Regions from separate parts of the Mus musculus genome. Here region 1 is linked to region 2. Evidence: chromatin contacts called from ENCODE Hi-C or POLR2A ChIA-PET data. All regions are on one chromosome and are shown on one strand. Each heading gives the region's core, a stretch centred on a gene start or an enhancer-like site at or near the end of the contact. The rest is flanking DNA. Distances are from core to core; before and after follow the strand shown. Region 1 holds the start of Pbk (PDZ binding kinase). Region 2 holds the start of Elp3 (elongator acetyltransferase complex subunit 3).

Region 1 (3,403 bases), core at 369-2,868, 210 kb after region 2:
AGGAGAGAACTTGTAAGTGAAAACATTTGAGAAACTGAATCATAGAAATAAAATAGGTATTAGTGCCAATGAGATTGTGAGACCCCGACTTAGAGCGTTTCTACCTGGAAGGTAAGGCCCCTGGACGTTCCCCAAACTTGTTTTCCCTGATCTCTAAAAATGCAGCCAGAAAGAAGCTCTTTGTTCTCTATAGCCAGCAAAACGCCTTTTTTGTTTTTGAGCCTTACAGCCAGAGATGCGATAATTGTAGGAAGACCTACAAGGACATGGAGATAGACGACGCTGGAGAGGAGGCTGCAGCTCATCACCCCCCCCCCCCCCCCCCCCCCCCCCCCCCCCCGCCAGAAAGAAAAGGAGCTGTAGCCAACTCTCCTCCCAACTCCTCCCAACTCTTCCCAACTCCTCCCAATTCCTCAGCTAGCCCCCTACTGTCACCACTCAGGGTCGAACTCCCCTGCCCTACATGGCAGAGGGACTTTGTCCTCAGCTAGCTGATAATAAAACCTCTTGCAGTTTGCATCAGGTGTGGTTTTCTCTCGGGCCACTGGGGTGCTGGCCAGCTCATCCCGGGACTTGAGCGGAGGCCCAGCTTCGGGGGTCTTACAAGATAATGTCAGTAGACAAATGAGTGTGTTAATGTATATAAACACATGAATACATACGTGTCATGCCACTGTGTGTACTTCTGTCTTCATAAAGAAGATGTCCCTATCTATCTGGCCTCAGACTGGTTGAATTTCTTTAACCGTTTGAAGAGGTCACAATGCGGCACAGAGCGTTCCTGTTGAGGAGGCCTCTTGGTGCTTCTTGTATTACATTGTATGTTTTCTTTTTTAAGGTATCACATGGTCTCTGAGCCACATAGTAGGTATGGGAATGTCTTCCTGTTCTCCTAAACTTAATTCATTTTTCTTGTAGAGAACACAGTAGATTATGTTATGCAGTGGGCACTCAAGTGCAGATACCTGACACCCAGTAGGTGCTCTGAAAATATTTGTTAAGTAGACTGTGGTAATTCCAAGAATTAACAAAACTGGGCCAGTGAGATGGCTCAATGAGGATAAGAGCTTGCTGCCAGAGCCTGGCCTTCTGATTTAGATCTCAGGAATCTAAGGAGGGAAGGAGGGAGCCAGTTTCTGCAGTTGTCCTCTGATCTTCCCATGTGGGTAGCAGAAACACACACACACACAAACACACTAACACAGCAATAATTTTTTAAGTTAGCAAAATTTCAAAATATTCTATATTTATTCTCAGCCTCAAATAATGAAAATCTACACATTTCTAATTAGTGTTTTAAGGACACATATATCTGCAATAAAACTTCCTAGTTGCATATTCTGAGCAGTGTTTGTAATTTGGGTAATTTGCCTTCAAAACAGATATATATTTTGTTTTTCCGCCAGCATCTGTCTGACACTTGCTATGTCTTTCTAGCCATCGCTCTGGAAGATTTCTTCTTTTAGGACTAAATCAAACCTGGAAACTCCAGTAAACCTGGGAGGACTGTGCGAACGCGTGAGTTTTGACCCTAGTGCCGCCCCGTAGTCTTCTGGCGGGACCTTTGAAAAAGCGTGCTTCTTACACACCGCGGCGGTTACTGCGAGTGTTGGCGGGAGGGAGCTGTTCCTGCATTTTCTGGAGCGAGTCTTCTGACTGCTTTTAGTTAGAACTCCAGTGCCCCTCGGCGGGCCGCGGCCTTTGAAAATGCGCGCGCCCTAAACGCTGCGGCGGTTACGCTGTTGGCGGGAGGGAGCTGAGCCTGCACTTTCCGGACTAGGTGTCCAGACAGCTTTGAGCCAGCCCGTCACTTTCACCTTTTTACCCGAGCGTGCGAGCGTGGTAAGGGAAAGCCTGGCCGACTCGAAGGTGGTTGGCAGACTGGGGGTCAGGGGTGGAGCATCGAGGACCTGAGGGGAGGGTCGCGGACGGGAGGGACGGGGACGAGAGGGAGGCTGCCTCCACTGGAGGACCTGGAGGAGATCTGCGGGGAAGAACAGCAAACTGAGGGTACACAGCGGCTAGGGGAGGACCCAGGGAGATAGTGGATGGAGAATAGGGGAACCCCTTGGAGCCATCGCACACCTCCAAGCCCCTGACCCTGAGCTCCTTTATCGCGGAAAGTTTGGGGGTTCAGGGAGAAAGTCACTCCCTTCCCCATGAAGGAGGAGGGGGGTGGGGGTGGGGGGAGGATTTCTCTGCTTTTAAGGTGAGGCCACAGTAGAAAAGTGGCCTGTGGTAGGGCAGTGACTCATTGGGTACAGTCTGTGCCCAGCATGCATGCAGCCCTGGGATCCATCTTCAGGACCCCAAAACCTGGAAGCAGTAGTGAGTGCCTGGGGTCCCAGTAACTAGGGAATGGAGACCAAAGAAAGGACAGGGAATATGGCTGTGGGTAGAGTTTTATACATGGGATTACTGGTATTAAAAAAAATATGTTTACATGCTTATATGAAAATTCATAGTGAAACTCGAAATCATGTAGAGTTAGCATATGCTAATAAAAAGATACTTTTGAAAAGCCAAGCAGTGCTAATATTATAAAGTTATGGGTGGGGGACGCTGGAGTCTTGATTCATTGGTTAGAGCCTGCAGGGCTTTTGCAAAGGCCCTGAGCTGGTTGCCAGCACCCATGTGGAGTGGCTCACAAACAACTACATGTCATTCCAGAGGAGGCCATCCTTCACTTCAGGCTCCTGTACTGTTGTGCATAGACCACCCACCCCTGCCACACACACATAGGTGATGGAAGGTGTATAATGAAAAGTCAAATCTTTTTTTTGTTTTGTTTTGTTTTTTCGAGATAGGGTTTCTCTGTGTAGCCCAGGCTGCCCTGGAACTCACTCTGTAGACCAGGCTGGCCTTGAACTTAGAAATTCACCTGCCTCTGACTGGAGTACTGGGATTAACGGTGTGCGCCACCACGCCCCTGGGAAAAGTCAAATCTTAAATAAGCAGTTCTCATGGTAACCAAGCATGTGACCTCAGTGCTTGGGGATTGAAGCAGGAGTATGTCGTGTTGGATGTCAGCTTGGTGTACACAGCCAGTTCAGGGTAGTCTAAGTAATGGGGAGACCCACATAAATGGGGCTTAGAAAGCCCATCAATAGATGCCCCAGCTCTGTCAGATGTGCCCTTTGAACCCCAAGCCTAAAGGTGATATGGGTTAAAGAAAGTATAGTTATTTAACAATTAATGCCTATGGAATGTATATGCAGATCTACGACAGTATAGACTAAGGCTCTATCTCAGCCAGGAAAGAAAAGTCCCATTAGACAACTGAGCTGGGCGGGACGTAGGATATTTTGGTACAAACAGGGTAAGTGGAAGAGAGGCATTTTTGAGTGTCCAGAATATGAGGGAATGCTGAAATGTTTAAGCCTAGGTATTTTTTTGTTGTTGT
Region 2 (3,401 bases), core at 170-2,669:
AGGAACAACAAGAAGGAACAAGGCTAGGCATAAGAACTACCTATTCTGGTGAAAGGAGATCTATCTAACTTGACCACAGGTTGCCTGAGCAGGGTTCAGTAAGTAGACAGTACACTGGCCACTAGGCAAAGGCATTAAACGTAACAGAAAAAAATTATACATTCTCAACTCTGTAACTTAAGAAAAAAAAAGTAGTTTTTTTAAAAGAGAGATTACCAATATAACAAATATGTCAGAAAGCTAAAAAAAGAAAGATACAATCAATGTAGATGATAAACAAAAGCCAGATCTACACACATGAAAACTTCAGTTTGAATCCCTGCTCCCATGTTCGAAGCTAGGCCACATTCATGCCCGTAACGTGGGGACCATGGAGGAGTGGGCAAGGGAGACGGGCTGGCTGGGGCTTGCTGATTGCCAGCCTAGGAATAAACACGTTACAGTAAAGTAAGATCAAACGGATCTAGTGCATGTTGTGTTTGATGTGACAAGTATATAGAACATGTCTAGAAGGGCAGTTCCAGTTAGTGCCAAGAGCGGTGACCAATACCGCACTGACTTTTCATTTGATGCTTCCGATGTCACAGGCAGCTCCTCACACTAAGTATAAACTTTGACTGGAAAAGTTAACCAAACCTCAGCTTTTTCGAGCATGAAATGACAACACGTCTTCAAAATGACTGGGAAAGGCTCAATACCCAGCTATTATTGTGACATCCAACAGTAATATTATCAGACCAACTCTTCAAGGGCAGTACAGAGTTAAGAATGGAATCTATTGCAAAAAAAAAAAAAAGATTTAAAAAAAAATGACTTCATCCTGTTGAAAAAAAAACCAAAAACTGCACAGTTACTCCAGACTACTCCGGAGGTAAAATAAATGCAAGTAAGTCACGTAAAGCTATTGCACAAACTGCACAATCTCTACCTTAAGGAGGCCTTTCCTACTTTAAGATTTAAAAAACAAAAACAAAAAACAAAAACACCTTAAATAAACACGTCCAGTAAATTACCGCAAATTAACCTGCAACTCAACACCTATCTCCTCTGAAAGTTATCTTGGAATAGCAGTACCGTTTACCCATCTACACAAAAAACAACAAGTAGTCTCTTCCAAAGGGGAAGAGAGAAGGGGGCTGTTTTACAAAGGACAGATAGGAAGGGAGGCCCGCCAACCGGGGTCCCGCGGGCCCAGACCAAGCAGTAATTCCCATGGAAAATTGAGCTTCAACCTGTGATCTCAGAGAATCCACTTCCTCCCTTGCGCCCTTGTCCCACGTATTTTGCACCTTTCCTCTTTTGCCTCATCTCTGCGCTGGCGTAGCAATATGCCACCACGTTACCGCGGTTTAGAAGGCGGAGAAACTTAGCAGCCGTAAAGCCGCCCGGGACTGTCGTGAAAACACAGCGACTGTACCATAAAGCTCTTCCCAGAAGGCGGAGCGCGGAGCCCCGCCCTGTCTAGGTGGCAGCTCCCAGCTCTCTGAGACTGGGAGGGGATGTGCACAGTGATTTAGTGGGGCATTGGAGAATTCCTGGGGACCAGAAAGGTGGATCTGGGAAGTAACGATAGTACAGTTTAGACGCTTCTCCAAGAAGCTGGGACGAAAGTGAATTGTAACCAGAGTTCCTTAAGCAAAAGCCTGGCCTTTGACAACTTCTGCAAGAGGGGCTGGGCCACTTGTCGCTAGTATAGCCAACAATGTTGACATAAAGGAGACCAGATTCGCCCTCCCACTGACACCCGGGGTGTTGACATACCTTTTTTTTTTTTTTTTTTTTTTTTTTTTTTAAGTTATGGAAGAATTGAGGGCAGGAGACAAGAGGTATGTTTAAACAGTCCTGGGTTAAGATGTGGTCTGGTTGATCATTATCTCAGTTCTGGTTTTCAAGGTGGTCAAAGTCTTTATCGCTGCATCCCTTCCGGAGATCCATTTAGCTCCTACAAGGTGAGATCATTCAGTGCTCCAAGGTGCAGCCCTGACGAATAATAGTCCTTATATAGGCAGGAGTCTAGCCTTTGAGACTTTGTTTTCTCTGGACTCAAGGTGACTTGTAGGTTTAGGACGATTAATCTTTGTACCTTCAGCCAAAATAAAGGAGACAGGCACAAAATGAAGACAGATACCAGACCTTTATCTTGCACTTAGTTGCTTGTCTAAGTGCCTATTTCAAGAATCTTGGAAGTGAGTAGCCCTTGTGTGGGGACTTGGGAGCTCAGATACACCACACATAGAGATGGGATAGAAATCCCACATACCATGAACATTAAACCTTCAGTGTGATAACGCTAAGTTCTGATTTCCCTAAAAGACAGCAAACAAGAAGCAAGTATCAGTTTGATCTTTCAGGCTTTGCAGCCTAGAGGATTCCTGGGTCTCTGATTTTTCTTGATGACAATCTTGAAAACACTAGGTGAGACACCATGTACAAAATTTTGCAACATCTGGAGATGGGACTTGGAATAACTTTTTCTTGAAACCCTTCCATGACCTCCTTTGTGTATGGACCAAAGATTAAGAATCCTTGATATTAATAAAGAATGGAAGGTGTGATGTTTCAAGTTTCTTATTACCCAGTAGAGTTGAGGTAGCTCTGACTTGGTTGTCACCACTACACTGAAACTGTCCTGGTCAAGACTTTGAGATTTTTCAGTGTACCAAATTATCTTAATACCACCCTCTTGTCAACAAAACTAACTTCCCTGAAAATATTTTTTTAGATAAGGGCCCCCCACTCTAGAATTTTCAATCATTATTATTATTTCAGTCTCTTATAGATATCTCTGTCTCACTTCAAGCTAATAATGGTCTTATTGATCCTGTCTCTTTCTAGCGATTCTGGAGTTCCATGGTCTTTAAATATCATCTTTCTACTCTCAGATTTATAGTTCAACCTCCGCTTCTTCCCTATTTGACATCTCGGTAGATTTTGATGTCGAATGTGTATCTCGGAATCAACACATAAGACAGAAATCCTCTGTGGCCCTGTGCTGGTTGGTCTTATGTCAACTTGACACATAGACGAGAGCTATCTGGAGGGAGGGTAACTCAATTGAGAAAAGACAGTCATAAAATCTGAGTGTAAGGCATTTTCTTAAGTAGAGATTGAAGTCGGAGGGCCCAGTCCATTGTGGGAGGTGCCTTCTGGGGATGGGGATGGTCCTGGGTTCTATAAGAAAGCAGGCTGAACAAGCCAGGGGCTTCTACATCAGCTCCTGCCTCCAGGTTCCTTCTCTGAGTTTCTGCTCTGGCTTCCTTCAGTAATGAACTATGATGTGGAAGCCAAATAAGCCCTTTCCTCTCCAAGTTTCTATTGGTCATGGTGTTTTGTCTCAGTGACAGAAAAAAAAAAAATACTGCCAAAGCAGACTACAATGTCATCAAAGTTTGGGAACCACT

What was found. A loop is a pair of places that touch in the nucleus more often than their neighbours do. ChIA-PET counts read pairs that join two places held with the same protein, here RNA polymerase II (POLR2A).
Region 1: a loop to region 2 is called in a map of mouse trophoblast stem cell, with 2.3 times the contacts of the local background. The contact joins the promoter of Pbk here to the promoter of Elp3 in region 2. A Hi-C loop is called at or near these places in 2 of 37 maps with a recorded cell type or tissue (T-helper 1 cell and mouse trophoblast stem cell). POLR2A ChIA-PET finds 5 or more read pairs at or near these places in 2 of 5 experiments (both embryonic stem cell).

The regions. Positions count from the first base shown.
Region 1 is chr14:65,804,293-65,807,695 of GRCm38, forward strand. Pbk (PDZ binding kinase) reads left to right here and starts at 1,619. Exons shown (of 8, transcript NM_023209.2): 1 at 1,619-1,842.
Region 2 is chr14:65,591,693-65,595,093 of GRCm38, forward strand. Elp3 (elongator acetyltransferase complex subunit 3) reads right to left here and starts at 1,420. Exons shown (of 15, transcript NM_001253812.1): 1 at 1,233-1,420. The coding sequence starts at 1,308. It also overlaps a transcript of Nuggc not described here.